Regions from separate parts of the Homo sapiens genome. Here region 1 is linked to region 2. A link is an interaction called in ENCODE POLR2A ChIA-PET data of the cell type or tissue named here. Cell type or tissue: Panc1. All regions are shown on one strand. Each heading gives the region's core, and the rest is flanking DNA. Links, peaks and the distances in the headings are about the cores only.

Region 1 (15,660 bases), core at 4,981-7,480, 760 kb before region 2:
AAAGTCAGTCAGCAGATGCACCAACTACTGGAGGAATTTTCCCCTTTTCCTCAGCCAGATTCAGTCTTTTTTTCTTTGCTTTTCTCCCTCCTTCTTGTATGTTTCATTAGATTTTTAATTATTCTTATTACTTTTACCATAATGAATTGTAATTGTACGTAGCCAGTTGTTGTCATTTGCGTTTGAATTCATTTATGAATTGCAAATTATTTGAGGACAGACTTTGTCTTATTTAAACTTGTAAGAGATGATTCAAGAATTATTTCTGAATAAATAAAATAGGCATACCTTCAGCATTCCTTAAGTCAGTGTTTCATAAAAAAAATTCAGAAGAACAGTACTATCTTGATAGTCTCTAGGTAAAAGAGTTCCATTGTCAAATAATCTTGTTTGGTACGTAATAAATATTACACTTCCCTTCTGAAAATCAAAAATGCACAATAGTCAGAATTCCTACCATAAATAAACCTGTTTAAATTTCTTAATTCAGTATTTTTCAAATAAATATTGCAAATCTCTTTTTTTTTTTCCTGGAACACACATTAATGTCCTGTGGAAGTGGTTTTTCTATGTAATAATACTCTGGGAAATGCAAAAATGCTACATTTCAACATTTATATTGTTCAATGTGCATGCAGAGAAAGTAATTAAGGGGGAGAACTATAATTATACTTATGTTATTCAGGGGGCCATGCTGCAGCTAAAGGAAAGGAAATGAATTCTAAATAGTTAAATTATTTATCCATGTAGAACCGTGTCTTTTGTTTATATTAAAAACATATGTTGTAAATTGAGAGATAAATTTTATTCCATGTACATTTTTAAAGGAGAAAGATATGACTTTGTCTAAGAATGACTATCATATGAAAATGAAAAAATTAAGCTTTAAATTAACTAAATCAACAGAACTCATAAATTCAGCACAACAAATTTATGCTGCCCTCCATAGTGTTAGCCATCAGAATTGCCATATTTAAAACCATGATGTTAAATATCTCTGAGGAAAGTTCACCAATCACAAAAGGAAATCATTCTCATCTATTAATTTTGGGCATCAAAGAGCATTATGAATTTGATCACCAATTTTATTCTTCAAATTTAGATTTTAATTCTTAGTCTATTCTTCTTAAAGAAATTCTTAAATGGTATAAATTGTTACTGCTGAAGTTTCGCAAAAGGACTTTATTGAGCATATGAAAGTAATTTTAGTCGATAAGATTGATTCCAAAATAAAAATTGACATTTAAATATCAGTTTCATTCCTTCAAATAGCTGCCATGGTAGGAGTGCTTCTAAATGAATTTAGTAATGAACATGTTAAACGTTTGAGATACTCTTAGGATTACATATTTTATTAACTAAAAGAGACTATTTAAAAGAAATATCTTTTAGACAATTGAAATGCTAAAAATTGCAAATATAGGCCTGCGCGGTGGCTCATGCCTGTAATCCCAGCACTTTGGGAGGCTGAGTCGGGCAGATCACGAGGTCAGGAGATCAAGACCATCCTGGCTAACACGGTGAAACCCCGTCTCTACTAAAAATACAAAAAAAAAAAAAAAAATTAGCCGGGTGTGGTGGATGGCACCTGTAGTCCCAGCTACTCAGGAGGCTGAGGCAGGAGAATGGCGTGAACCCCGGAGGCGGAGCTTTAAGTGAGCCCAGATCGCGCCACTGCACTCCAGCCTGGGCAACAGAGCGAGACTCCATCTCAAAAAAAAAAAAAAAGAAAAGAAAAAATTGCAAATTTAGATCATCTTTATTCATTCTTTCAAAAAGTATTAGTTACCTATATAACTAAAATGAGTTAATACCACTGAAAGATTAGTTTTAGAATATCTGTGTGGATAGTAAACCAGCATAGTGTTTCGCTTTTTTTTTTAGTATCAGAAAATGCTATTTGATGAATGTTTTTTCACATGGAAAAAAATGACTTGTTTTATTCAATCTCAAACATGTGATTTACAAGGCAAAAGGGCTGGAATAAACATAAAAACACAAGAATCTGACCCATAAGGCTTTGAAGCTCTTTATACTGCTGATTGGGATCCAGTCCTAGTGTATTAATATACATTCTGCAAACTCTTACTCTTTACATTTGTAGAAATCTTCAACACTAATGAAAGAAGGAAGTAATTTTCAATATCCTATATATATTATTGTGTTCTTTTGGAGAAGAGGTCAAAGGATAAAAGTCTACTTTCTTCCAAAGAAGCATCAGAATTAAGGGGAATGTATCTTAATAATGAGGAAGCATAACATTTTCTACCCTTTTACATGATTAAATTGTCTAAAGTCAGTACACGTGTACCATATGAAAGACTGTGAAATCACCAAGATTTAGGAGAAAGTACTGGGCTAATTTTTACCCTTGAACCAAATATCTCTAAGGGATTTTCTGTCATAGAAGAAAAAGAAGGAGAAAAAAAGAAAGATGGGACAAGAAAGAGAAAACTAACTTTGTACAGACTTTTGGAACACATACTTTTGCTTTTTAGAAACTTCTTTGCATGGAGTTCTCTTTCCTGTGCAAATGTTATTAATAACACATACGTATTATTAATATAAATATAGACTGGAACTGAGAAGGATATTTAACAAAGAAAAGCTTATGAGTAGTGAGAGGAAGGGATGAAGTTGTTTATAAAAGCTGGAAGATGCAACGTTCTTTCCATACATAGTGGAGTCTTGCATGTTTATTTTAATACTTGAGTTTGTTAGCTTTTTTGAAGTATTTATTAATGGCGCTTACTCTGGTTTTCAATAAAATCCATAGCTGCTTCCTATTTCTATATATACAGCACTGTCATTGTGTGAATTTTCAACAATTTACATATTTTTGCTTAAGTCAAACAAATTAGTTTTATATTTTTAAATTTGAAAGACTGATGACTTGAAATCACACATTCATTTCTACACATTTACATGCACAGTCACAGTACTAATATGTAGACATGACTATAAATCATGCCAAAATAGAATGCACTGAAGCATATATACTGCAGTACCTGCAGTCTATATAGTGTGACCCTTGTTTAAAAAATGCCAGTTTCACAAAGGAAAATGTTAACTTGTCTGAGAAATATTCTATTGACTTAAAATTTAATTCTATAATCTAGCCTTTTCTTGCTTTTAAGAATGTCAGCCATAATTGCTAAAAATGAAGTTTTAATCAAACTTGGTGCTTGGGCCAAATAGTCACAATTGGGAAGGGGAGTGGGTCATTCAGTGAATTCCAGAGAATAGGCAGATAGAACAAGTGTTTACCAAAAGATGTGGGGGCTACTGAAATAAGAGAAGTTTAAGGAATCAAGAATTGAGCTAGAAACAGAGTTTAGTGAGCTTTAGAGATAAGTCCAAATCAGGAGTCCAGAAAACATATCAGAAAGTAGAGGCATAGAAACTGGCAGGGAAAATTATATGGCTGCAAAGCAGGGAAGGCTTCTGAACAGTCATCTAATATGCAAACTATTGTCTGAGGCTGGTGTTAAGAAATTTATTGAGGGTGGCCTATAGAACATCTGTCAAATAAAGGACTGCCACTTTGGATTGCCTTTGATATTTTCTTTTCAGGGCACATTTTTTCCCCAAGCAAATTAACTTATAAACAATTTGAGAGAAGAAAACAATCTCTTTTAGCTTTTGTCCATTTAAAGGAGAACAAAACAAGGTGTCAGAAGACCTTGATTTTGGTTTTAGTATTTGTATAAGTTTTCTATTGTTGCCATAATAAATAACCACAAACTCTGGCTTAAAACAACACAAAATGCTTATCTCTAAGTTCATAAATCAGAAGTCTAAGTTGGCCCAACTGGTTTCTCTGAGTTTTACAAGGCTGCAGTCAAAGTGCCAGCAGGATAGGCTTTTACCAGGAGGCTCTAGGAAATAATCTGCTTCCAGATTCATTCAGGTTGTTGGCAGAATACATTTCCTTGTGGTTGTAGAACTGAAGTTCTTATGTCTTGCTGATTGTTGGCTGACGGTTGTTCTCAGTTACTAGTGGCTGCCCACATTTTCTGGCTTGTGCCCCTCTTCCTCCATTTTTCACAGTTCAGTCTCCTCTCCTGCCTCAAGTCTCCAGCCTTCCTTTTCTGCTGCATCTCTGTCTGGCTCTGCTATTTTCATTTCCTGCTTTTAAGAGTTCATGTGTGTATTAGTCTGTTCTCATGATGCTAATAAAGACATAGTTGAGACTGGGTAATTTATGAAGAAAAAGAGGTTTAATGGACTCAGAGTGTCACATGGCTGGGGAGGCCTCACAATCATGGCAGAAGGTGAAAGAGGAAGGCACGTCTTACACGGTGGCAGGAAAGAGAGCTTGTGCAGCAGAACTCCTTTTTATAAAACCATCAGATTTTCTGAGACTTATTCACTATCATGAGAACAGCATGGGACAGACCCACTCCCATGATTCAGCTACCTCCCACTTGGTCCCTCCCACTATATGTAGAAACTATGGAAGCTACAATTCAAGATGAGATTTGGGTGGGGACACAGCCAAACCATATCGATGTGATTGCTTCGGGTGTACTCAGATATTCCATGATAATCTCTCTATTTTAAAGTCACCTGACTAGCAAGCAGAATTCCATCTTAACAACAATATCTACATTAGAGTGTGATTAAGTAACCCAGGATGGGACTCTTGTGGGGACATCTTTAGAATTCTGCCTGCAATTGTTTTATGACCAAAAAAATTGTGTGAAGCTGGCAAAGCAGGCATCTGTTTTGTAACTCCTCTTAGATAGTCTCCCATTGAAAAACTCAGAAATTAGGCCAAATAAATGTTAACTTTCACTTCCAGCTGTCTATACCTAAAATCACTTGACTTGACTTTAATATAATGTCATGTAATCAGTTGCTGCCCAGTGAATATATGTTTTTTGAGATGAAATAAATAACCTCAATTGTTGAATACTTGAACTTATACTTTTTGGCTTTGTTTTACAAAATTGTATTATATTAATAAAAGTTCACATAATTTGTTATTAATATATTCTATTATATATCTAAGTAAAAGTTCATATGACATTCTTACAGAGTAATACTGGCACAGAGCTTTTTTAAAAAATAACTCCACTACCAAATTCTCTAACTTCAGGACTGGTAAATCTTGCCTATTATTACATCTTCCAATGCTAGACTTATGACTTCCAAAAATATTCTTTTACTTCTCTATTTTGATGTAGAATGTACCTATTGCTTAGCTACTATAAAAGATGAGAAATTTACCAAAACCGCATTTCTCCACTTACTCACATACTTCATATTGGTGACTGTGGCAGATTGTATTTTCCAAGATAGCCTCATTAAGATCTCCCACCTCTCATCTTACAGCATGATGCTGACTTTCCACTCATCAAGATGTGGGATGTTTTTTCCCTCACCTTGACTCTCACAGACTTGTGAAAACAGTAGAGGTGTTGCTACTTGACTTCCAAGGGTAGGTCATATAAGACAACCAGCTTTCTCCTGGTTCTCTGGGGATGCTTATTCTTGGAATACAGCCAGCATGCTCTGAGGAAACCCAGATCACAAGTATAGGCTATGTTTAGGTGTTCTAGCCAATAGACCTAGTTGAGGTTCCTCCTGACAGCCAGATCCAGCACCAGACTCACAAGAAAGCTTTGGAGATGATTATTGTCCCCATCATCATCTGGCTGTAATGACGAGAGACCCAGCTTGAGAACACCTAGCAGAACCTGGTCAACCCAGAAACATGAGAGACAATAACATGATTATTGTTGTTTTAAGTTATCAGGCTTTGGGTCAGCAACAGGTAACTGGAACAGCTACAGCTGTATTTTATATTCTTAAGTTTTATTGACTCAGCATTCTGTCAGAAGTTCAATTTTAATTTGTTGAATGATTTTAAATATTTTAAAATAAAAATAGAATTTAGTTTATTATGGTTATATATTAATGAATGCAACGTAATAAAGAATAAAGAAATGAGACTAAGTACCTAGGGGAGGAAATGCATGCTTGTCACTAAGTTCCTGAAACCCAAAAATGAATGTCTCAAACACAAAGGTCTGGTAAATTCTCTGCTAATATTTTTATAGTTGTAATCAGCTATCATTCTTCTTGTACCTGAAGACTTCCTCTTTTTATGGCCCTTTTTTATTTTCCATTTTTCTTCCTTACTGTCCTTACTTTTTTTAAGTAAATTTTTTTAGAAATTAAATTACTTAAGGAATTTACTTTTCTTATGTAACTTTTTTATTAGGAATAAATGAGTGGAAATATTCTGGGTTATATACTTTTAAATGTTTTTATTTTATACTCTTGCTTTCTTGATAGAGTGGCTTGATATGAAAATTTAAGTTTAAAATATGTTTTTAATTGAAGACATTGTATTTTTTCTCATGTCCTCTATTAGTCATTAATTGATCTTAATTTCTTTGTATGTAAGCTATTTCTTGATCTCTAATGGGTGTTGGAAATTTTTTTCTTTTCGGTAGATTTTAATTTTTCACCTAAAAGCATTTAGATGTAGGTATCTCTTAGTCTATCCCTTTTGGCAATTGGGAGTCCTTTCAATTTGAAGAACTATGTCTTACGGCAGCTTGGAAAAATATATATATATGTATACTTGATTGATTTCTACCATCTCTTTTCTCTGCTTCTGGATATTTTATAAAATGATCTCCAAGATCTATCATTTCTCTTTTACTTTCTCTCATGCTTTAATATCTGTCTTTAGCTTTGCATTTGGGGAGTTCTTTGTGTTTATGTTGTAGATCACTAGCTTGGTTTTTTAGCCTAACCCATTGTATTATTTAGTTTATTCATTTGTTTTGTCTCATTGTTGGAGATAATATTTGTCATTTTTGTCTTGATATCTAATCGTTTATTTTTAGGAACAAGTTGTTTTTAATTTATTGATATCTCAAATCTCTGTAAAAATACCCTGTGTTTCTTAAGAGAATTCCCCCCAATCCCAAGATATTTGGCAACATCTGGAGACATTTTTGCTCGTCACAATTGTGAGGGTTGCTACTGTTATCTGGTGGGTTGAGGCCACGAAAGCTACTAAATAGCTAATAATTAATTCCTAGGACAGCCCCCTGTAAAAAAGAATTATCTGGCCCTGAAAGTCAACAGTGGCAACGTTGGGAAGCCCTGGAATATAACTATTAGAAATATGAAAAATTCTCATTATTCCATATATCACTTTTGATTCCTCTGGATTTGATGGATATATTTTCTTCTTTCTTTTATTTTGTGGTTTTTCTTCCCCCAAATATGTGTTGATCTTAGCTCCTAGTTCTCAACATGTACAAAGTTGAGTCATAGAATTTTCTCTCTGGTTGTGTTTACCTATTTTCCCAAGAGCTTCTCCTTTAAATGAGAGGGCCAACCACTGATTTCTCTTAGAGAGCAGGGTCATGTCAACAAATCAATACCACTGTAGGGTGCTTAGGTATGGAGCAGGTAGGCTAGAGATCCCTTCAATTATCAAATTAAGAAGAGTTTTACTCTGGAGATAAAGTATTTTACTGTATTTCACTACTAGATGAAATTTTTGTTTTCTTCTTTTACTTGATATTTTCTTGGTGTCTGAAGTAAATGTCTGGAGCTATTTCTTTTTTTTTTTTTTTTTTTCAGTCATTATTTGTTTGTACAGCTGTGTGAATTTTTTTTTTTTATTATTATACTCTAAGTTTTAGGGTACATGTGCACATTGTGCAGGTTAGTTACATATGTATACATGTGCCATGCTGGTGCACTGCACCCACTAATGTGTCATCTAGCATTAGGTATATCTCCCAATGCTATCCCTCCCCCCTCCCCCGACCCCACCACATCCTTCTCTACTTCTCTCTCAGGCCAAAACTCATTCTAGAATACCTCTCCAGACAAGTGTTAGGTTCTAGCTTGGAGGCAAATACTACTGCTGTCAGCCATATCATCTGCATATATTCCAGAGGAGGAGAAAGGAAAAGGTCTCTCTAGGCCCAGCTATTAATAAAGCAGTTGTTTAATTAATTAATTTCCATGATGATTCCCAGGACCCTCTCCTATTCTTTGTGTTGATGTCATTGAGTTTAGAATTTCTCATGGGCTCCATCAGGATTGATTGCTCTCACTTCTGGAATCTTGGCTTGAATTCTTCTGCTCTGTTTTCTCCATTAATCCCATTCCACCTACTTTTTGGTTTCCAGGGTTTGTTAAAACTTTCTGGTCCACTGGTAGCACTTTTTTCTGTTTCCCAACACCATTATTGTATTTTAAAATGCTGATCCTAACCATTTTGATGAAACAGTGTGCAAGAGGAGAAATAAACATGGAAACCAGAAGCTACCCTGAATCAATCATACATCCCAACTTTCATAGATGTTTGTCACTTTTTCATTGTTAGCCCCCCTGTATTAGATCATGTTCCCTGGTAGCACATCTTGAGCATGTCTTCTGCAAGTGATTTATTGACAAATGCTCCTAGGGAAATGGTATGGGAATACAGGGAGCAGGATGGGGGAGGAGGAGGAAAAATGCCAAGTCTGAAAGGCAGAAAACTGCCACACCAAAAGACGTCCAAGTCCTAATCTCTGGAACTTGTAAATACATTACCTTACATGGCAAAATGTACCTTACAGCTGTGAATAAATTAAAGATCTTGAGATAGTGAGATAATCCTGGATTAGCCAGGTAGCCCAAATTTAATCACAAGGGCCCTTAAAAGTGAAAGAAGGAAGCAGGAGTATCAGAGACTGAGAAAGAGTTGAAGATACTATGTTGCTGGCCTTGAAGATGAAGCAAAGAGCCACAACACAGAAAGCATATGGCTTCTAGAAGATGGAAGGCAAGGATGGCAAGGATGTGATTCTTTCTGAGAACCTTCAAAAGGAATCCAGCACTATCAACACTTTGATTTTAGCCCAAAGGAACTAATTTTGGACTTCTCAGGCAAAGTCCATGGGAGAACATCTTTGACCTGATCCCGCACGAGAGTCCTATGGTGTAAGTACTGCCTCAGAGTTGTCCCACTGATGACAAGGGGTTCAGACTTTAATACTGACACACCTATATATTTTCTGGTTATAGTTAAATTCCCAGGTATTTCTGGCTCTCCACCTGAAGTTGGGAGAGCACACGATTGTCAAAAGGGATTCAGAGCTCTGAAATGAGCAGTGACATTATTCGCTAGGCCTCTCTTCACCTAATCTTCCTTTTAGATACTCAGCTATTATATATTCAGAATCATAGAGAGGCGATGCATCTCTAAATGTCCATTTCCAAGCCTAGATCTCCAGCAACCAACTGATTCTCTATAACCCTACTTTCCAGTTTTCTATCCAAAAGAGTTTTATCTTGACTAAAATACAATCCATTTCTATTCCTTGCACCATAAAATATGAACAACAAAGAAAATGTGGGGTGGGAAATCATTCTTCAGAGAAATGAAATGAAGTAGAAGGCAGCAAAAGTCTTTTTCCAAGGTGGGAATCAAACAGCTTATACCATGAAGTGATGACACCTGATTAAAGATATAATCAAAGGTCGTGAGTAATACAGTGTCCTAGAGAGGAAAATATCTGGGCTATTGTGAGTCTGGTGCCAGAAAACAGTATAAATGGTATTAAAAAATCAAAGGCTAAGAGATGGATAATTAATTCTGGATTTGAAAAGTTAACAAAAAAAGATACTCATTTAAATACTAAGTATTAAGCTCAAGGCAAAATTCCAATAACACCCATTTTGATGTCTGAATCTCTGCCCTTAACCTAATAAATGAAACAACCTAAATGAAGTTATTTAACTAATGCATCCTTTTGCCTACTAATGCGTTTATAATTTGATTATGTCTATAAAATGTTGGCACCTGTCCGGATGCTAGAAATAAAGAAAAATAGTACTGTGCGTATTCACAAACAATCTTTGCCTTCAGATAGCTTATAGTCTCATAGTGTAGGACACTTATAAGAACCTAAATATAAAATATACATATATCTTTGTAAACATAAGATATTAAATATATTATTTGAGTTCTTTGATTTCATTATAAGTCTTATAATAACGTAATTCTTGCAATTAGATTATTAGAGATAAGCAGGTTCAACAGGTGCTATGGTTGATTAAATAGTTATCTTGAAAATTTAGGACCGACAAAATGCCCAATCTAACTCACAGATTTCTTCCTACCGACACACTCTTCCTGATTTTACAAAGATGTTTCCTTCAGTTTTTGTTTGAGAAACTAGATTACATATCATCTTCACCATAAAAAAAGTAATCAGATCAATGTGGTAGTTAAATACATAAACATTTAACCAGCTGTTTATTATTTCACCTATCTTTCATTTTACTCATATTAATATAAAATTCAGACAATTGTGTAATGAGAATTCAAGACTCTCATTGGTATAAGAAATGAGCTTGAAATTTAATTTTCATATTGACACTTTATATAATCTTAGATTTGGAATTGTTGGTTTGAAAATAAGATTCCATTGACAAAATAAAACTATTTTGCTATCCTAGAAACTATTCTAACTTATATTATAATTAAATAACACAATCAAGTTGTATCTATTTATGGTAATTGAGTAATTAAGTTATATTTCTTTGTAAGAATTTCCCCCGAAGATACTCAAATTTAAATCTTTAAGATATTTATGCTTAATTTTCCTAGGTTTGAAATTGTATCCACAGATTTTGTGGTAAAATGGAAGTTTTAGCAGCCTAACAGAATGCTGATAAATTGGCTCTATGTCTCTGGTTTGTCAATTTAGTTGCTGAAATCTAGAAGACAGCAATCATGATTCAACTAGATTGACCCTTTTCGTAAGCCAAAATTACTTCAGTCAAAATTTTAAAATGTTAATATATGATTTTTAAAAGATCCTCATCAACATTCAAGACTAATTGAAACGATTAATATAATCCAATGACCAATATTTTATAGGTCTTTCTCTATTGCTTTTGAAATACTTCTCTTAAGGATTTGTAGTATTCTTCCTCTGCTAACAAAAAAAACTGCTATGGCATTTATTTGTTTTTGTTTTTGTTTTTGTTTTTGTTTTTGTTTTCACAGGGAGTCTCACTCTGTCACCCAGGCTGGAGTGCAGTGGCGTGATCTCAGCTCACTGCAACCTCCGCCTCCCAGGTTCAAGCAATTCTCCTGCTTCAGCCTCCCAAGTAGCTAGGATTACAGACGTATGCCACCATGCCCGGCTAATTTTTGTATTTTTTAGTAGAGATGGGGTTTCACCACGTTGGCCAAGCTGGACTCGAACTCCTGACCTCAGATGATCTGCCTGCCTAGGCCTCCCAAAGTGCTGGGATTACAGGCATGAGCCATTGTGCCAGGCCTATGGCACTTATTAACTCACTTTTCATTGGTTTTATGTGGCATACAGAACTTTTAGCCAATTATCAATAGTTTATTAGTTTATCATTGCTGCTCCTGTTTCAGAAGTTTGTTGGTTTTTTTGTTTTGTTTTGTTTTTTGTAGCAGCTAATGTTGTTTTTGCCATGGAGCTACAGACACAATGCCATTGGTTGGACTTTTATAAGGAAGAACATAGCTAGGGGTTCAAACTCAATATTACAGAAAGTAAATCCTTCAGGATCAAGTCTTGGCCAAGAAAAGTCCAGTAACTGACCCCATTTGTATCTCCATATTACCCAACTGTACAAAATCTCTTCTCCACTGAATAGTTTCCAAATTTCCTGTTATCAAATGTATCAGTTTCAATTTGTATCTGAAGTTTGTAACTTCATATTTAGTCTTCATTTTATTGACACTGAAATCTATTACTTGAGGTAAGATGAAACACTGAATTAATGATCTCACCCTTACAACTTCCCAGACATAAACATACTGAGAGCAGAACCAATCAAGAATGACACCTAGTGATACATGGTATTTGGTTTTTTAAGGATAATAGAGAAGAGACAAAAGGAATTTCTGGCCTCAGAGACCCATGCAGACATTCCTAAACTGGACTAGCAAGAAATATGAGACTTCCAATTACCTGAGAGGGAAGGAATCTGAATTGGTATGCTGTTCTAAGAAAAAATTATTATCTTAGCAAGAGGGCTAGGGGCAGACAAAGAGGGACATAGTCTTTCTATTCTACATATTTTCCAGGACCAGCCCTTGAAGGATGTCACCAAGTGAATACTTTCCTAATGGATTTCTTTCACTATAGTATACTCTTCCAGAAAAATTTCCAGTTATAAGTGTTTTGAGTTTGTAAATGAAGTTTTAATCTTATATCTCTCACCCAAAAAATAATCAGTCATGTCAAAAATAACCTTATGTTACTTAAAACATAAACAGCCAACAAACAGTCAAATAACTGTATAATACAACTATACAGGTAAGAAACAGATATCTGTATATATGAATATATAGTTGTATACAGGTACACAAATTATAAAACAAAATATATTAGCTAGTAAGAGACAATATCTAAGTCTCAGGATTTTTCTACCATGTAATTAAATTATAAACTCTCCTTTTTCCCCCAAGATCTTTACTAAGTATTTACTTAAAAAGAAATTTTAAAAATATTTTTGGGAAATAATTTAATCTTTAGGTCCCCCAAAGTGACATTTTGAGAACTTTCAACAGAAACACATTAGTTGTTCTTAATTGCCATAAGTACTCATGGAAGATAAAGTACATGATATAGGACTATACATTTACTTTCTGCAAAATTAAAGAATAAGAGATAATGTGAAAGTAGTTTCAACTGTAAGTAAATGTTGTTGGTTTAAAGAATATTATAATAATCACTTCTGATTTGACAACCATAATGAAATTTACTTGATATGAACAGCAAAATTAACTTTAGTTTCTTCCTCTTTTATTATAAATGTAATATGGACTGTCATCTTAAAAGTAGATCTTGAGTTTCATTCCTATGGAAAAATAAACATATATTTATTCTAGAAATAAGCTGTAAAATACATTGATCTCTGTGCTTGCCCAGAGCTAACATTGCTGAGAAATGAGAGCATAGTAATATTTACATTGAGAGCCTTTCTTATATCAACAAAGTGTCAGTCGGTGGAGCCAAGATGGCCGAATAGGAACAGCTCCAGTCTACAGCTCCCAGTGTGAGCGATGCAGAATACAGGTGATTTCTGCATTTCCAACTGGGGTACCAGGTTCATCTCACTGGGGAGTGCCGGACAGTGGGTGCAGGACAGTGGGTGCAGTGCACCGTGCATGAATTGAAGCAGGGCGAGGCATTGCCTCACCCAGGAAGCACAAGGGGTCAGAGAATTCCCTTTCCTAGTCAAAGAAAGGGGTGACAGACGGCACCTGGAAAATCAGGTCACTCCCACCCTAATACTGCGCTTTTCCAAAGGGCTTAACAAATGGCACACCAGGAGATTATATCCCGCACATGGCTCGGAGGGTCCTACATCCACAGAGCCTCGCTCATTGCTAGCAGAGCAGTCTGAGATCAAACTTCAAGGCAGCAGAGAGGCTAGGGAAAGGGTGCCTGCCATTGCCGAGGCTTGAGTAGGTAAACAAAGCAGCCGGGAAGCTTAAACTGCGTGAAGCCCACCACAGCTCAAGGAGGCCTGCCTGCCTCTGTAGGCTCCACCTCTGGGGGCAGGGCATAGGCAAACAAAAGGCAGCAGTAACCTCTGCAGACTTAAATGTCCCTGTCTGACAGCTTTGAAGAAAGTAGTGGTTCTCCCAGCATGCAGCTTGAGATCTGAGAAAAGACAGACTGCCTCCTCAAGTGGGTCCCTGACCCCTGAGCAGCCTAACTGGGAGGCACCCCCCAGTAGGGGCACACTGACATCTCACACGACCAGGTACTCCTCTAAGACAAAACTTCCAGAGGAACGATCAGGCAGCAGCATTTGCAGTTCACCAATATCTGCTGTTCTGCAGCCACCACTGCTGATACCCAGGCAAACAGGGTCTGGAGTGGACCTCCAGCAAACTCCAACAGACCTGCAGCTGAGGGTCCTGACTGTTAGAAGGAAAACTAACAAACAGAAAGGACATACACACCAAAAACCCATCTGTACATCACCATCATCAAAGACCAAAGGTAGATAAAACCACAAAGATGGGGAAAAAACAGAGCAGAAAAACAGGAAACTCTAAAAATCAGAGCGCCTCTCCTCCTCCAAAGGAATGCAGCTCCTCACCAGCAACAGAACAAAGATGGATGGAGAATGACTTTGATGAGTTGAGAGAAGAAGGCTTCAGAAGATCAAACTACTCCAAGCTAAAGTAGTAAGTTTGAACCAATGGCAAAGAAGTTAAAAACCTTGAAAAAAATTAGACGAATGGCTAACTAGAATAACCAATGCAGAGAAGTCCCTAAAGGACCTGATGGAGCTGAAAACCACAGCATGAGAACTACGTGATGAATGCACAAGCATCAGTAGCCGATGCGATCAACCGGAAGAAAGGGTATCAGTGATGGAAGATGAAATGAATGAAATGAAGCAGGAAGAGAAGTTTAGAGAAAAAAAGAATAAAAAGAAATGAACAAAGCCTCCAAGAAATAAGGGACTAGTGAAAAGACCAAATCTATGTCTGATTGGTGTACCTGAAAGTGACGGGGAGAATGGAACCAAGTTGGAAAACACCCTGCAGGATATTACCCAGGAGAACTTCCCCAATCTAGCAAGGCAGGCCAACATTCAGATTCAGGAAATACAGAGAATGCCACAAAGATACTCCTCGAGAAGAGCAACTCCAAGACACATAATCGTCAGATTCACCAAAGTTGAAATGAAGGAAAAAATGGTAAGGGTAGCCAAAGAGAAAGGTCAGGTTACCCACAAAGGGAAGCCCATCAGACTAACAGCTGGTCTCCCAGCAGAAACTCTACAAGCCAGAAGAGAGTGGGGGCCAATATTCAACGTTCTTAAAGAAAAGAATTTTCAACCCAGAATTTCACATCCAGCCAACCTAAGCTTCATAAGTGAAGGAGAAATAAAATCCTTTACAGACAAGCAAATGCTGAGAGATTTTGTCACCACCAGGCCTGCATTACAAGAGCTCCTGAAGGAAGCACAAAACATGGAAAGGAACAACTGGTACCAGCCACTGCAAAAACATGCCAAATTATAAAGACCATCAAGGTTAGGAAGAAACTGCATCAACGAATGAGCAAAATAACCAGCTAACATCATAACGACAGGATCAAATTCACACATAACAATATTAACCTTAAATGTAAATGTGCTAAATGCTCCATTTAAAAGACACAGACAGACAAATTGGATAAAGAGTCAAGACCTATTAGTGTGCTGTATTCAGGAAACCCATCTCACGTGCAGAGACACACATAGGCCCAAAATAAAGGGATGGAGGAAGATCTACCAAGCAAATCAAAAACAAAGGCAGGGGTTGCAATCCTAGTCTCTGATTCAACAGACTTTAAACCAACAAAGATCAAAAGAGACAAAGAAGGCTGTTACATAATGGTAAAGGGATCAATTCAACAAGAAGAGCTAACTATCCTAAATGTATATGCACCCAATACAGGAGAACCTAGATTCATAAAGCAAGTCATTAGAGACCTACAAAGAGACTTAGACTCCCACACAATAATGTTGGGAGACTTTAACACCCCACTGTCAACATTAGGCAGATCAATGAGACAGAAAGTTAACAAGGATATCCAGGAATTGAACTCAGCTCTGCACCAAGAAGACCTAATAGACATC
Region 2 (15,660 bases), core at 7,823-10,322:
TAGCTTTACATAGCATTTATATATTACTCACTTTATGCTGATCAATGAGAGTCCGGAGAGCATCCTCATCATCTGGGAGGACACCATGGAAACGCAGGGTTTGCTCCGCCTCAGCCAGCCACTCCAAGAGGGCATGTACCACCGAGTGGAATTCCTCTGCCTAAGAGTTCACACACACACACACCCCAAACAAAATTCCCAAATATGCCTGTTAGCACAATTTACAAAACTGTATAGTGGATTCATCCCTTCAATGAAAAAAAAAAAGTTTTAAATTTAATTGCTTCATTACTCCCATTAAGAAGATAGAGATACACATATTTTACAAGAAAACACTTAATATATTAAAAAAAAAGCCTATATGAAGAAAAATTTACCACTTTAACAACTTGATTTTAGATGAATGGCAGTCCATCATACTTCCAAGCTGAGACATTACTCACGCAGCACTTGTATGTGAAGATTAGAATGCCTCCCTCTAGCAGTAATTTAAATTCATGAGGGAGGGTGGGAGAAGGATCAAGGCAATGTTGCTATTAGAATTTCCTTCTTCAGACTGTCCTGATTGAGACACGAGGGCCTCACAATTTTTTACTAGAATAGTTCTTGTTGAGGTTTCAATACTTTTCCCATTACACCCAGCTCTCATTTACATGGTTTTTACCTGACGCAGGGCTGCTTCTAACCGTGTTTGCTTTGATATAGAAAGTGCACACACGGTCTCCCAGCGTGTGCTTAATTCCTGCATCTGGACCTTGACCCAGGAGGAGTCATCCCGACTGCCTTCTATGAGTTCTCGGGCTGAGCGCTTCAGGGCCTGCACACTGCTGGTCCTCTTCCCCAACTCTTTTTGGAAGGCCTAAGAAGACCATATTTTGAAAAATTAATTTTAATTACAAAACCAAAACAGCAACACATACTGTTTGAGATATATATGTGCACATAACATCATGTAAAGATATCTAAGACCTACAGTTTAATAACCATATTTCTGGCAGCATCTTCAGAAGATAAATGACACACTGCTCCTATTTGAGCACCATCAAGAAGAGTCTTGTATAAATTTGTTCAGTCCTGTCACATTCTCATGAGAAAACAAGATAAGATTATCTTATTTTAAAATGACATATTGGATTTAAATAATGGCAGCCAGCCTTCATTATTTCAATTTCATAAAACAATGCAACAAATTCCTTTTCTTAATGATTCTTTAATATGGTGTCCCAATTTCTCTCAAATCACTAGTGTGAATGTCAAGTGGATGCTGGCTTTGGCACTACTCTAAGAGATGTATCTAAGAACCTAACAGAGGACTAAGCAATCTTGATGTGTGTACCACGGATGTCTTAGAGATAATGGCAGGGAATTCCATAGGAAGTTGGCAGATGGTCTTTTATTCCTATAACACTCCTTGGTCTTTCATAATATCTTAGGTACTAACTCATAATGTCAAATTTTAGAGGCTTAAATCCTTGTCTTTCACCTTAGAGGAAAAGCTTCTGGGTTTGCTTTTTTTTTTTTTTTTTTTTTTTTTTTTTTCCTGCCTAATTTTGACAAACTGATGTGCCAGGAATTAAATTCATTTATTTTGGCCACAGACTGATCTAAGAAGTGAGCCCAGAGCTCTTTATTTTTGATCCAAGAGTCTGTGTATGCAACTAGATCTTTCAAACATTAATAACCAACATTCTGTCACAATAAAATTAATGTGTTTTTAAAAAAATCATCATAAATGAATATTACCATTTGGCCATATCTATAGGTTTCTATTCTGATACTCAGATCATTCACAAAAGTGAGCCTATCACAAAAGTGATTATTTGACTGATTCAACTCTAACAGTTAAAATGAGATGTGCCTGCAGAAAGACACAAACACACACGTATACACCAATACACACATTCACACACACACAAGCACACATGCAAATGGTACAGTATCTAAATATCCCATTTATGATAGGACTAGTCCAATAGTTTTCAGAAGACTTTCCAAAGCATTTTTACATACTTGAACTTCTTGAGCCTTCCAGTTGTATTACTAATGCTAAATGATTAATTCATTCTTGATGACCTTTAATATATAAAAGATCTGGCAATTACCTAGAGTAGTAAATATTTAGACAGTGAGTTTACAGAAATGGCATTTATGTAAAAAGTAACATTACGCTATTCATTACTCATTGAATAAATGCCAGGAAATAGAGAAGTTTGTATTAACCATACACAAAACATTTATTTCAATATAAGCAAAGCCATGTGATTTTTAAATTTTTAACTTTTGTAGACTTGACCAATGTTCTTTATTTATTCTTTTATTTTATTTTAATTTAGTTTGTTTCACTTTTCAGGTGTAACAAACTCTCTTATGGGTATAATGATAGAATAGAAAGAAAAAAGGAAAAATAAATATGTAATAAGACTTTTAAAAAGAATGGTAAGATCAAAATAGCATAACCAATATAAAGAGAACATTATAAATGGAATAAGTTTTCTGAACTCAGATACTAGAGAGAAGAAATACAAGATGAATTTAAGTAGAGTGATGTAAGACATTTTTATATAAAGTCAACTCCAATACAACTATTCTACATTAGTACTATGCTTCATATTGTTTCCAAGGCTAAGTTGCTTTATATCATTTGGTCATTATTTTGGACCTTACACTTAGTTGGACACCTTGAATATTACCTTTGATTTACATGACATGACAGTTTTACATGCATATCAGGAGATTTCAAGGAAGCCAGTTTTCTCGAAGTAAATAATAATCAAATCCCTTATAGCATAAGCTGCTGACTCATAAACTGCTATAATTCAAGGGGCAAGGTTAAAACAGTTTTGGTTCGGTATTTTTAAAAGCAGTTGGTCATGACCACCATGGGTCATGTCACAAATCTACATACTTATGCAATGACTTAGTGTCAGGTCACTGAATGAATGATTTTAAATTTTATTACATAATTGTTTAAGTGCATAACTAAAGATAGTAAAACATTCTTGAAATCTGTTTTAAAGCACCAGAGAATGAAATCACTTTCCAAGTTCTAAAAAGGTTTTAGATCTGGTAATTAAAAGCAAAAGTATTTCACTGACACTAAATAATACTTCCCCATCACTTTTAAAGTTTGCTTCCAGGTTCTGCTCAAACGGACACATATTTCAACAATAAAGACTGTTATGTAGTATGATCTATAGTCTTCTGATTTTAAAAGGCTAATTTAAATGGTTTACATTTCCTGTACACTCAGAATAATCAAACAAGATAAAATAAAATGTCCCAGATAACAATACCTTGTGATTATCGATCAGATTCATCACCAAATCAATGTCTCCATGAACAGGCTGGTCTTCTGCCAGCTGGGGTTCAACTCTATATAACCAATCAATGAGAGCCTGTAGGGCATCTGTGAATTGTCCAGAAAATAACAGGGCTTCCTCCAATTTGTTTTGTCTAGGGAAAAAGGTAGAAAAATTGATCCTTGCAACAAAAAACGTCACTCATATATCTGAACATCTAAAATTAATTGATGAAGGTTGAGTGGTACTCAAGGGGAAGAGCAGTATGTTGGTATTCATTGTTGTTTCTTTGCTCTTCTTAGGAAAAAGACAAAACTTTTCTAAACTTTCTTTCTTATTCCTTAAATACATGGCATCTGTTCCAGGAAAATTCCCACCTTTGGAAACCATGGACCCTTCATGTTTCTTCATAAAAATAAGCCTTTTAAACTGTTTAAATATTTTTAAAATTTTGTTTTAGATTATCAGGCAGTAAACTTGACATTTTTTGGTATACACTTCTATACATTTTAACACATGTATAGATTCACGTAATCATCACCACAATCAAGATCCAGAACAGTTCAACCATCCCAAAAATCTTCCTCGTGCTGTCTCTTTATAGACACGCCCTGCCCCCGCCTTCAAACCCCTAGCATTCATTGATCCGTTTGTCAGGACTTTATTTTTTTGTCTTTTCAAAAATCTTGTAAATAAAACCATGCATACAACACTGGAAAAGGTATGTAACATGCTGTGGCTGAGGAATTTAAGATTTTTTCAAGGGCCAGGCGCAGTGGCTCACGCCTGTAATCCCAGCACTTTGGGAGGCCGAGGCGGGCGGATCACGAGGTCAGGAGATCGAGACCATCCCGGCTAAAACGGTGAAACCCCGTCTCTACTAAAAATACAAAAAATTAGCCGGGCGTAGTGGCGGACGCCTGTGGTCCCAGCTGCTTGGGAGGCTGAGGCAGGAGAATGGCGTGAACCCGGGAGGCAGAGCTCGCAGTGAGCCGAGATCCCGCCACTGCACTCCAGCCTGGGTGACAGAGCGAGACTCCGTCTCAAAAAAAAAAAAAAAAAAAAAAAAAGGATTTTTTCAAAACTAACATGACAAAAACTTACTGTGAGTTCCCCAGAACTGAATATAATCTATTTAATCTTGATACTGACAAAAATCATTAAGATTAAGGATCAGCGGGAAAATTTGGAAACATGTACAATATATTTGAACTCTACTACTATTGTACTCAATTAAATACTTAAAATTTTTGAAATATGTCTTGGGTTTTCATGGAAATGTAATGAGAAAGAGGGAGATCAGAAAGGGGTAGATGGAGTTGGAAAGAAATGCTGGGGCCAGATCAGTGGTACCTTGCACGTCACATTAAGAAGCCTGTGTTTCAATGCATGCCCAGTAGTAAGTCACCAAAGGGTGTGAAGGAGGGGAATGACAAGATTCCATTTACATTTTTAAAAGACTATCCAGTAGTTATGTAGAAATTAAGTCAAAGAAGTGATAAAAGTGGACATGGGAAGACGAGTCAGAAGCAGTGGGTGTAGTCAAGTCTGAGATGGCAGAAGCTTGGACAATGATATCACTTTTTATTGTAATGAGTAGTTAAAAATTAATGAACAGCAAAGACTTCTCAATGCAAGTGCTATGTGTGTGGGATACTTAGGACAAGCAGAAGTTCCTCAGGCAAAGGAAATATTTAAGGTTCCCGAAATGTCCCCGCAAAGCACCATTACTGTGTATTTGAAAGAGGTCTACAGAGTAACCAAACTGTCTTAAAGAACATTTTACCTTTCCACAGATTTTCCACATATGGTATCCCATTTGTCTCTGAGTTCACTCAGCATGTCATCCAGTTTCAGGTTGTCATCAGCCAGGGAGGTTTTCTCCTTCAGAGAACGTCCAGTCCTGTTGGTGGTGTCGTAGACAGAATGCTTGGCTCCGAGTGATTTCTGAAACTCCTAAATATTTAACAAGAAAAAAATGCGAATTTCTTCTTGGGACTAATAAACAGGTAAGAGGCATTAACAGAGGCATCCCTAATAAATGGAGATGAATTATAGATGCTTTCTGACTTATAATGACTTGACTTAGGATTTTTTGACTTTACCATGGTACGAAAGCCATAGGGATTCAGTAGAAACCATACTTCAGTCACCTATTCAATAAAGTACCTAAGATATTCAACACTTTATTATAGAAACAGGTTTTGGGTTAGATGATCTTGTCCTATTGTAAGCTAATGTTAGGTGTATTAAATGCATTTTTTATTTACCGTATTTTCAACTTACAGAGGGTTTATGGGGATAAAAACCCATCGTAAGTTGAGGAGCATCTGTATAGTCTTTCTACACAACTCAATCATAAGCTTTTATAGAGCAGGGACATTGTCTTTGTAGGCCTCTCATTATCATCTTACACCTAGTAGATGTTTATAAATATTCAATAGGAAGAGTAGAAAGAATGAGATAACTGTTACTGAATATACAATAGCAGGAATGAGAACAAAGAAAGGTCAACTTAATGGGAAGCTTACAAACTCACAAAATATAATGGAAACATTAATACAGTGATTCTCAATCCTTGTAGCAAATTAAAATTACCCTAGATAGTAAAATGCTATGCAAATGTACACTTTTCTAAAATAATCTCAAGGTTATAATTACCTAAGAAGTTTTTACGGCCTTTAAAAGCTACATACTTTAAAGTGTTTTAATATGACTAAATTATTTAATTTGTCATGGGTAATAGGCAACTACATCTGGAAATTTCTAAGTAATAGACAACACAATTACAATCACATTATTTCTACAGTTATCCATAAATTTTTTTTCATATTATGCTAAACAGAATGCCAGTGTTATAGAATCATGGTATTGACAGAGATTTTCTTCACAAAGCAGATATACAAAAAATGTTATGGTTGAATACAGGTCACTGTTGCCAAATAGAGACTTTAAAAAGGTAGATATTCTTATTTATAGGACTCTCTAACTTTAATATGTAATATACTTTCATAAGACTACACGATACAACATCCACATTCAAGTTCAAATAAAGCATTCTGTTTTGAGAAGGAAGCTCTCATTTCGCCATCAGAGGGGAAGGAAGGAAGGTGCTGTTCACTGTCACTGTGCTCCCAATATTGAATGTGGCAGCTCACAGGCAAAGGGTGCCAGCAGAGCAAGCCATTCATTAGCCCTCATCTGGCCAGGGAACAGATGCTCAATATGTTTCCTCCCATCCCTCTAATCATGACCTCCTAAGGTTAGACCCACTGATGGAAGCAGCCAACCTATGTGAAGATGATGGCCAGGATTTCCTCCTGATGATGACAAATTTTATATCACCCCAATTTTTCCAGCCTTTAAAAATTATGTTTCAAGCGATAATTTATATGTACGTGCCTAAAATTGTAAAACCCTTTGCAAGAATCACTCTCCTTTTACCCACATCCTCATCCTGATGGCTGGTGGGGTCAACTTTATAAATAGAATTACATAAAAATCCAAATTCAAAAGAGCTGGGGAGGGTGGGAGGGAATGCTCTTTGAATGTCATGTGGAAGATATAAAATATGATAGGCATAGAAAAGGTAGAAAATATTTAAAAAACAATGTTTCTACATGCTTTTCTAGTCTATATAAACATGTCTTTGGGTACCTTTGAGGTTGGGTGGAATTTTATACGTGCACAAACACAATAAAATATTAATTTACAATTTAGGTACAAGCATCCAATTTTTCTCACTCTATTGTTTAAAAGAATCCATACCGCAAAATATCTATTACTTTTTACTACAGAATTACCTTCAAGGTGCTATTTTGTCTGTCAAAGAAAGTACAGGAAAAGACAGCTATCATGAAAAACTGAAATGCCAATGTTTAAAACCACTACAAATCCTTTATATGTTTTAGATTGTAGAGGATTTCCATTTTTATTTTGTATGTTTTTCTTTTTAACAATTAACCTGGGAATCATTAGTGAAATGGTCACTGAAGAGTGAAGATATTGCAACATAAGCAACATGAAGAGCAATAGCTTTTAAATTTAATACAGGTTCACACTGGACCTACATTTTTTCTTTAGTGATGAATAAACACGTGATGAAGTAAGGATTTTAAAGTGATCTTGAACTATATAATGAGACAATATGCTCTTCTTAATTATGGACCCACCTTATGTTGTGCAAGTTGTGTTTTTATTTTGTCTGGATCATTTGCGATTTCCAGTTCAGAATCCAAAGACTTTTCTGACTCTTCTAGCCACTCCATAAGTTTACTCCAAGCTTCATGGAACTAGAAAGAAATTCACACCTTTGTCTGAAAATTTTTCAAGCATATTATACTTGAGATCTAGCACAGTTTTAAGACAGAGATTAATAGTGATGAAAATCCTGAAAATTATTATTTCAAAATTTCCACTGAAGAAGAAAAAAGTAATGCTTTCATCAGCAAATTACAAAAAAAGTCTTGATAATGCTTAGCATTTGTGGCTGTGCCCCACTGTCACTTTGTTTTAATTCATTCAACATATCAGCTCTAAAAGAGCCTAGAAAAAAGTTAGGAAGCTACAGAAAGAACTTCTTCCTTATACTTTCTTCTTGTTCAATAATTAACATAAACTCTCAGAAAATGTTTTGTATTTTTGTTGTTGCTGTTGTTTACTGCTGTCTGTTGACAGATCTGGGTTTACTTCTAGGGAATTTAATCCCTATGTTAAGAAAGAGGAACAAAAATGGGGAGGGGTAAGTATAAAGCTTGTAAATTGATTTTTTAAAGTAGCAAAAACAAAAAAGAGGCCATTGCATTCCTATTTAATGCAAAGATAGTTCAACATCTTTATTGCTGCTATCAATATCCTCAAATCAATGCCTGTGCCTCACATATTGGTTTTATATGACTGAGCAGCCACAATATTTGGGTTCTAACACAATGTTATTCTCTTTGGCATCTATAACCTTGCAAACATTCTGGTACTATATATATTTGATTTTGAGCACAGTTTCTTTTCGGTTTGTCATCAAGAACCAGCAGGTACTATTTTCTGATACAATTGTGAAATTGGTTATAAATTATTTGTCACAATAAGCTTAAGTGAACAGATACCTAACAAAAAATTTAGTAATCAAAATTAAATCTATTGTATACCAAAGCACATGAATAATGAAATAACAACAAGATATTTAACAATAAGAGCAGAGTAAGGACACAGACTCACAAAACTGTAAGGGCTCTCTGGAGATCATCTCATTACAAACCTTCATATCCCTCTCACAACTTTAATCAATTAAAACATGGAAAAATGGAAACTAGAATAGACACATGAATTGTGAAAGTCAGAGAAGTATGATCAATATCTGAGCCAAAAACTGAGATATTAGAAGAAGAAGAAATAAATAGTAGAAACAGCTAGTCAAGGTGTTAGGTAGTTTGACTCCAAATAATACAGGCTATAACAGTTGGATGGTAAGGTCAATGATACAAACGCACAAGTTCTGAGGCTGGTTCTGCTTTCAAAACTATTTTTAAGCCATATAAATAGAGGAAATGCTATACATTTGCACTAAAAACAGTAGCAAATATTTATAAAGTTAATTAGACAAAATGAGAAAATAAAATTGATTAAATCGAGAAAGGAGGAAAAAGATGAGCAACTGGCTACTGATATCCAAGAAACATTTATAAACTGATGTTCATAACTCAAGAAATGCCGGCACTACACATGTTATTGCACCACATAATGTGGAGAGAAAACTGTCAGGCTGAGAATTAATACTGTCTTAAAGAAACATTAGAGATGGAGTATATCCCAGTGACTCATTTGTAACACTGAACATTTCACACCTCCCATTCAAAATGGGGTCTATGGTGTGTAATGCTATAACAATGCAATTTGTCATTTCTCAAGCCTTCAAACATTTGTACTGTTAGCATTAAACATTGAAACACCTGACTCCCGTGACATCTTTTTGCATCACCCAACTGAGCTTAACTCCTCAAAACAATGGGGTACAACACTAAGGCTAGAAAATTGCAGCTGACTGAGGCAAAAAGTAATTGTAAAATCCTCCTACAATATTACACTAAATTTCTAGTAAAAATCAAATGTTTAAAAATATATATATTTGTCAAGCGAGGTAGGTACACCTCTCTCTTCCATGGAGTACAAAGACACACAGAGATGCATAACTTTACCTCTTTGTGTTTAGTCTAGAATGGAATGTTAACAACAGGTAAAGGGAGTAAGGAGAGGAGAGTTCTCTGTGAAATTTGTGAAAATCTCTAGATTAAAATTTTAAAGTGGCCCCAAAAGATTCAAAAAAATTAATTTCAAAGTGAGATGGAGCTCTATTATCTGCTCAAAATATTAGAGAAGAAATGAAGGTCTGTCAACAAGTGTTCAAAGAGGTGGGGAGTGCCGACCAACTCAGACAGAGAATATGCCCCTTCAGAAAGCTGTCGGGAGGGCTACATGTCTGGCTCTCAGCACTGATAGCTTGTGAAGAAAGTCTGGCTTAGGAACTAAACAAAAGGTAGCAATACAATGAAGTATGATGTCTCACTCTGATTATGAGAACAGAGGTCAAAAGGACAAAGAAAAAGAAAACAAACCCAATAAAAAAAAATTCTGAGCTTCTTTCTGGGCCTCAATGATAATAGCCTGTCTATGAAGTCAAGCTATAATCAGTCTTCTTAAGATTAGTCCCCAGGGGCTGAAATTGCTGCCAGGTCAAAAAGTGATGTCAGCATCCAAACTGAGGCCACAGCCCTTTTAGGAAAGAACCACCATGGCACCATGCCATGATTGTTATGCCTAATACAGCCTGTGATAAAAGTACATCCATAACATATATTTCAACAGCAAGAAGTGGTTTATTGACAAGTTCAGAGAATTTTTCTAAAGGGTTATTACCTGCTTGGCTCTCTTCCTTGCATCATCCAAAGATCTTCCTCTCTCTACCAACCGTTGAACCACTTTTTCCCATCGACTTTGTACACTGATAAGTAGATTCTTGATTAGAACAACATCTTGTTTCTGACTAAAATATTTTAGGTGGGTTCCAGTTTTGTCCAGCTCTATTATCTGCTCACGATGAGAATTTACTTCATTGGCAAAAACCTTTCCCAGAAAAAAAGGAAATAAGTAGAAACAAATGAAAATCAGATCAATCTTAAAAATGCTTCTGGTGTCATAAACCTGAAATTATTTTAAAGGACAAACGAAAGCTTTCGAAATACCAAATGCATGCTTTTGACTTTAAAAAGGCCTGCTGTCAGCCGGGTGCAGTGGCTCACGCCTGTGATCAGCACTTTTGGAGGCTGAGGTGGGTGGATCACTTGAGGTCAGGAGTTCAAGACTAGCCTGGCAAACATGCTGAAACCCCATCTCTACTAAAAATACAAAAATTAGCCAGGCATGCTGGTGGGCACCTATAATCCTAGCTACCTGTGGGGAGGCTGAGGCACAAGAATCGCTTGAACCGGGAGGCAGAGGTTGAAGTAAGCCAAGATCACACCACCACAGTCCTGGACGACAGAGGAGTGAGACTCAGTCTCAAAAAAAAAAAAAAAAGCCTGGTGTCTGAAAAGAGAATCCTATCTATTTGACTCACTACATACCTTGTGTTCGTCAATTTGAAATAAGACTGTGTCCAAGATGAGACTTGGCCGAGAAGCTACATTTAGGGTCTGTTCAGCCTGAGTAAGCCAGTTGATGAAGTCTTGGAGAGAATTGTGGAACTCCATTGCCAAGTTGAGAGCCTCTTCCAGTTTAGTCTGCAAGGACAGATTGTTTAGTATGTGATGTTTAAGGGCCTTGGTTATTTTGTTTGTTTCAGTTTAAATATTCTCTGGCAGATTCCTTTCCTATCCCCACTTTATTTATGCATATCTATTAATATATTAACTAAATATCTTATAAATGTAATGGGCCTCACTAAAATACTGGCAAACCAAAACCCTTTAAGCCTAGTAAGCAGCATCTCACTGTAACTAAAAAAAAATTAATATACGCTAAAGCATGTTTTTTGGAAATTAACCAAAGAACACAATTACTAAATATAATCTGTAAAAAGAAAAGTTGACATTCATACAATTAATTTGGGGACTCAAAATATTATGAAATACATACTTTATGCTCCATCAGTGATGGCATATAATCTTGTATTTCTTGCCTATTGTTTTTTTCATGCAATATTGAGATTTCTTAGATTGTCAGTTTTGCGGTTTTAAAAAAGTAACAAAGACATATTCATAATTTAATATACATTTTAATCCATTCTCATGAATTTTTAAATGTAAGTACTTAAAAGAATATACACAATCATCTCACTCTCTTGCTTTCCCTCTCTCCCTCACCCATATATATAGTCTTTTGTTTAATTAGATTAAAATAGAATTAATTATTTAATGACCCAGAATTTGAGTAGTTCTTAACATTTAAAAATATAACTAAGTAACATTTGATCTATATATTTATCTATTTTTGAATATATCCCACCCCTTTAAATATGTTCTCATGTTAAAACAGAATATTATTTTCAACTACCCCATGAAATCTCCAAATATATACAAAAAATGTTTAAACATAAATCATTGAAAGTTCTACTCCTGATAGCTCTACTCAGAAATAAGGCCAAGTCCAAGACATGAAACAACTAAAACACTGATTCTATTATATTAATCAAAGCACATACTTTCCTTTCATTGAGTTTGGTTTCCACCGATTCCCATTTTTCTTTCAAGTTATTTATGTCTTGGTCAATATTTGTCTCTGCAGATTTTGGGCATCTTGCAAGCATCTGCTGGCCTTTCTGCATCAGACTCTTATATGTTTCTTCTTTAGCTTCAAAGGCAGCACAGACTTCCTAAATTGAGATACCCTCAAGTTATATCACTTTAAGAAAGTAAAATTTAAGAGTTCTATTTTTCTAGGTCATCAGTCCCAAGCTCCTCATCATATATTCATCTCTGTTTGCTCTCTCAGGGCAACCTTGACGCATTTATACTTTTCACTACATTGAAACAACAATTAAACCTACAGTCATACCCTGTCTACTGGGAAATCTAAAAAATGGTGTTATCATTATCAGCCCATTCTGGCATGCTAAGATTTGAAGCAACAGTTTAAATGCTGTCAAGAAAGCTTTCACTGTACAGTAACTAATTAGTTCTGTGAGTTTGGGCAAGTAATTTCATCTCTCTGAGCCTCAATTCCTTCCTCTGTAAAATGAGAGGCTCTCGTAGATCCCTCCTTGTACTATGATACAATGAATGTAGTATTTCATTGGTACGATTTAATTCTGCACTCAGAAAACATGCAATGGATAGAAAGTAAATAACCAGCACAGTAATATATTTAAGTTGATTATTCAGAATTATAAGAATCAAACTTGTGGTACTATGAATATTATTCTCATTTAGAACATTTCTAAAGCTTCTAACTAGAATGTTGTATGTATCTTCTATACAGGACATAAAATATTGCTTAAACAAATTCAAAGTTTAAGACCAACAAAACAACAGTTACTTCTCATTTAAAAAATTAAGACTAGTTCTATTTTATTTATTCAACTATAATGTGGGTTAAATCATAGTTCTCACTGAAAGATTATATATTTTATGTCTCACATTTTCAACTTTATACGTTTTAAAACTTGCAATATAACTCATATAATATAAAATACACTATTATAAGTATACAATTCAGTGTTTTTAAAATTATATTCACAAGGTTTTGTAATCACCACTAACTCCAGAACATTTTCATCACCTCAAAAATTTATTTCTTAAGCTTTAAAAAAAGCCCTATATAAATATATTTACAATATCATCTACTAAAAGCTTTAAATCCTAAAGCAAAACTTTCAGATATAGCTAAAAACTCAGGAAACTAATATTGTAAGTTTTGTACTTTTCTTCATTTCTAGCACAACAAAATCAAAAGAACTTTATTGAAATGATATTACAAATATCAACAACTCTTTAGAATGCTTTAAATCACAAATTTAAACTTATTTAAACAGATTTCTATGATTTATTATATAGGGTTACAAAAGATTCATTTTAAATACCCCGCCCAAACTCAGTTCGCTGAAATGGAATATTTTCTAAAAGTAAAGTATTCTTAAAGGTAGGTTCTTTGCTTTCAAGTTCTTATATTCTTCTAAGTTAACATTTTAAAAATATTTATATTATTAGAAAATAATCCCAAGCATCTATCTGTTCATGAGTTCATTAAACTTATAATTAATGGACACTGTCAAAGCTGTGCAAGTACTTTCCAGGAAAGTAAGGAGCTATCTGGAAGTTTCTCAGGTTTTTTTTCAAAAAGGAAGATAAGCACTTACAAGTTTAGTCTATTACTTTTCCAGTGAAACAAATAGGTCTCCTGTGGCACTAAAAACCAATAACGACAACAACAAAAACCACATACATAACTTTCTAAAACAATAAGTATACCATAAAGATTTCTAGAAAATTCTACACCGAATTAGTAGGACTTACTTAAACTACTGATGGTGATTGTGAAATAAATATGATGCTACCTACTGTCATAATCTGTTTTATTTCTTTACAACATCTACATGATGGTTACGCCCTCCTCAAATCACTAAATTCAAAATTATTTCCAAATAAGAGCAGTTTTATTAAGATCTTACAACAACATTATATCTCTATTAAAGAGTGTAGATATTGATGTACACTGATCTATTTCTTTTGCCAAATTTCTAAGTACTTCTACTTTTATCTCCCAAGATAATAATCATCAGTATTTGAATATTTTAAAAAATTTCTGATGTAAATTCACAAAAGTAAAAAATTAGGGGACTCTTTCAAAATCTGAAACACTGTTTCCTCTCAGAACTTCTAGTGCTGAATTACAATGGAATATGAATTTAAAATGTCAATAAATCCAAAGTAGCCTAAATTTAATTTCACAGTCCCCATTTCTATGAAAGAAAGCCCACATTTCAAGTCTCATCATTTTTTCCTCATCTTTCTTAGGAGCCAACTGTGTCACATGATCTAGGTAGGAACAGCGCACAGGTACAACACTCCAGACTGGACAGTTAAACAGAAGCCTCCTCTTTGTGTCTGTATTTGGTGTAAGTATGAAGTTGAAGATAAAGCTCTATCACCATTAAAACAAACAAGGAAGTTTTTTTTTTTTAACGGAACAAGAGTATATTTTCTAACCTTCCATGAAACCAAATGAGACAATCATGCTTATAACAATAATTTTAAGTCATTCTGATTATTTTGGAGGTTTTTCTTTACACTTCAAGGCACAATAATTTAATAATTTACACTGTGTTATATTACCACCACCCATACAGGCTTATTTTGTGGGGGAAGGTTTGTGTCTAAAAAGTGTCTAGAATTCTAAAACATACTGACACACTAACCTTTGTGGCACTGTTCACAATAGCAAAGACTTGGAACCAACCCAAATGTCCAACAATGATAGACTGGATTAAGAAAATGTGGCACATATACACCATGGAATACTATGCAGCCATAAAAAATGATGAGTTCATGTCCTTTGTAGGGACATGGATGAAATTGGAAATCATCATTCTCAGTAAACTATCGCAAGAACAAAAACCCAAACACTGCATATTCTCACTCATAGGTGGGAACTGAACAATGAGAACACATGGACACAGGAAGGGGAACATCACACTCTGGGGACTGTTGTGGGGTCAGGGGAGGGGGGACAGATAGCATTAGGAGATACACCTAATGCTAAATGACGAGTTAATGGGTGCAGGACACCAGCATGGCACATGTATACATATGTAACTAACCTGCACATTGTGCACATGTACCCTAAAACTTAAAGTATAATAATAATAAAATTAAAAAAAGAAAGAAATAAAGAATGGGTTCTGACTTTAAAATTTTAATCAATAAATGGTGTGTTTCTAACATGTATACACAGTGATTTCTGCCATAAACTATATCTTTAAAGCCTTCTCCCACGATTTATGTATCGCCAGGGCCCATATAACATGGTCAGTTTGTTATTCTGAGGCTAAAGCTGTAGGAAATACTTTGCTTACCATATGGACATTAAGCTGCTCCTTGGCTGTTTCCGGTAAACCTCCCAGCGGTTTAGATGCCAACAGATGACGCTCCGTGTCAGTCAGCCACTGCTGCAAATCCTCAATTTCGCCATGGAACCCTTTGGCCTGAAGTAATAGGCAGTTTTAAGTTGGGGCCATAAACACTGTCAGTTTCAAGCAGGAAATAAGCTTCAAACAATCCCAGCCTGCTAAGCCTCTCTATGCATTCTTAAGAACAGCCAGGTACCATTAGATTTGCCTTTCTTCATCAGGAGAGCTCTAGTAGATAAGAGTATT

The links. ChIA-PET counts read pairs that join two places held together with the same protein. Peaks named below come from ENCODE experiments on the same cell type or tissue, not always from the same donor. Only the 100,000 strongest peaks of a DNase experiment are listed, where the experiment ranks them.
Region 1: POLR2A ChIA-PET joins it to region 2 with 5 read pairs; 1 of 35 experiments calls an interaction of 5 or more read pairs at or near these places.

What each region holds. Positions count from the first base shown.
Region 1 is chr6:55,722,520-55,738,179 of GRCh38, forward strand. No RefSeq gene overlaps it. Among named protein-coding and RNA genes, the nearest start is that of BMP5, 150 kb to the right of the region's middle. RefSeq lists an enhancer at 11,306-11,475. In Panc1, for the core only: no CTCF peak of the experiment used is centred there; no DNase peak of the experiment used is centred there.
Region 2 is chr6:56,482,019-56,497,678 of GRCh38, forward strand. It overlaps DST (dystonin), which reads right to left. Exons shown (of 104, transcript NM_001374736.1): 82 at 15,361-15,489; 83 at 11,992-12,162; 84 at 10,916-11,071; 85 at 10,209-10,415; 86 at 7,472-7,591; 87 at 5,086-5,255; 88 at 3,294-3,453; 89 at 665-859; 90 at 32-160. Among named protein-coding and RNA genes, the nearest start is that of COL21A1, 240 kb to the left of the region's middle. In Panc1, for the core only: no CTCF peak of the experiment used is centred there; a DNase peak (open chromatin) is centred at 9,213.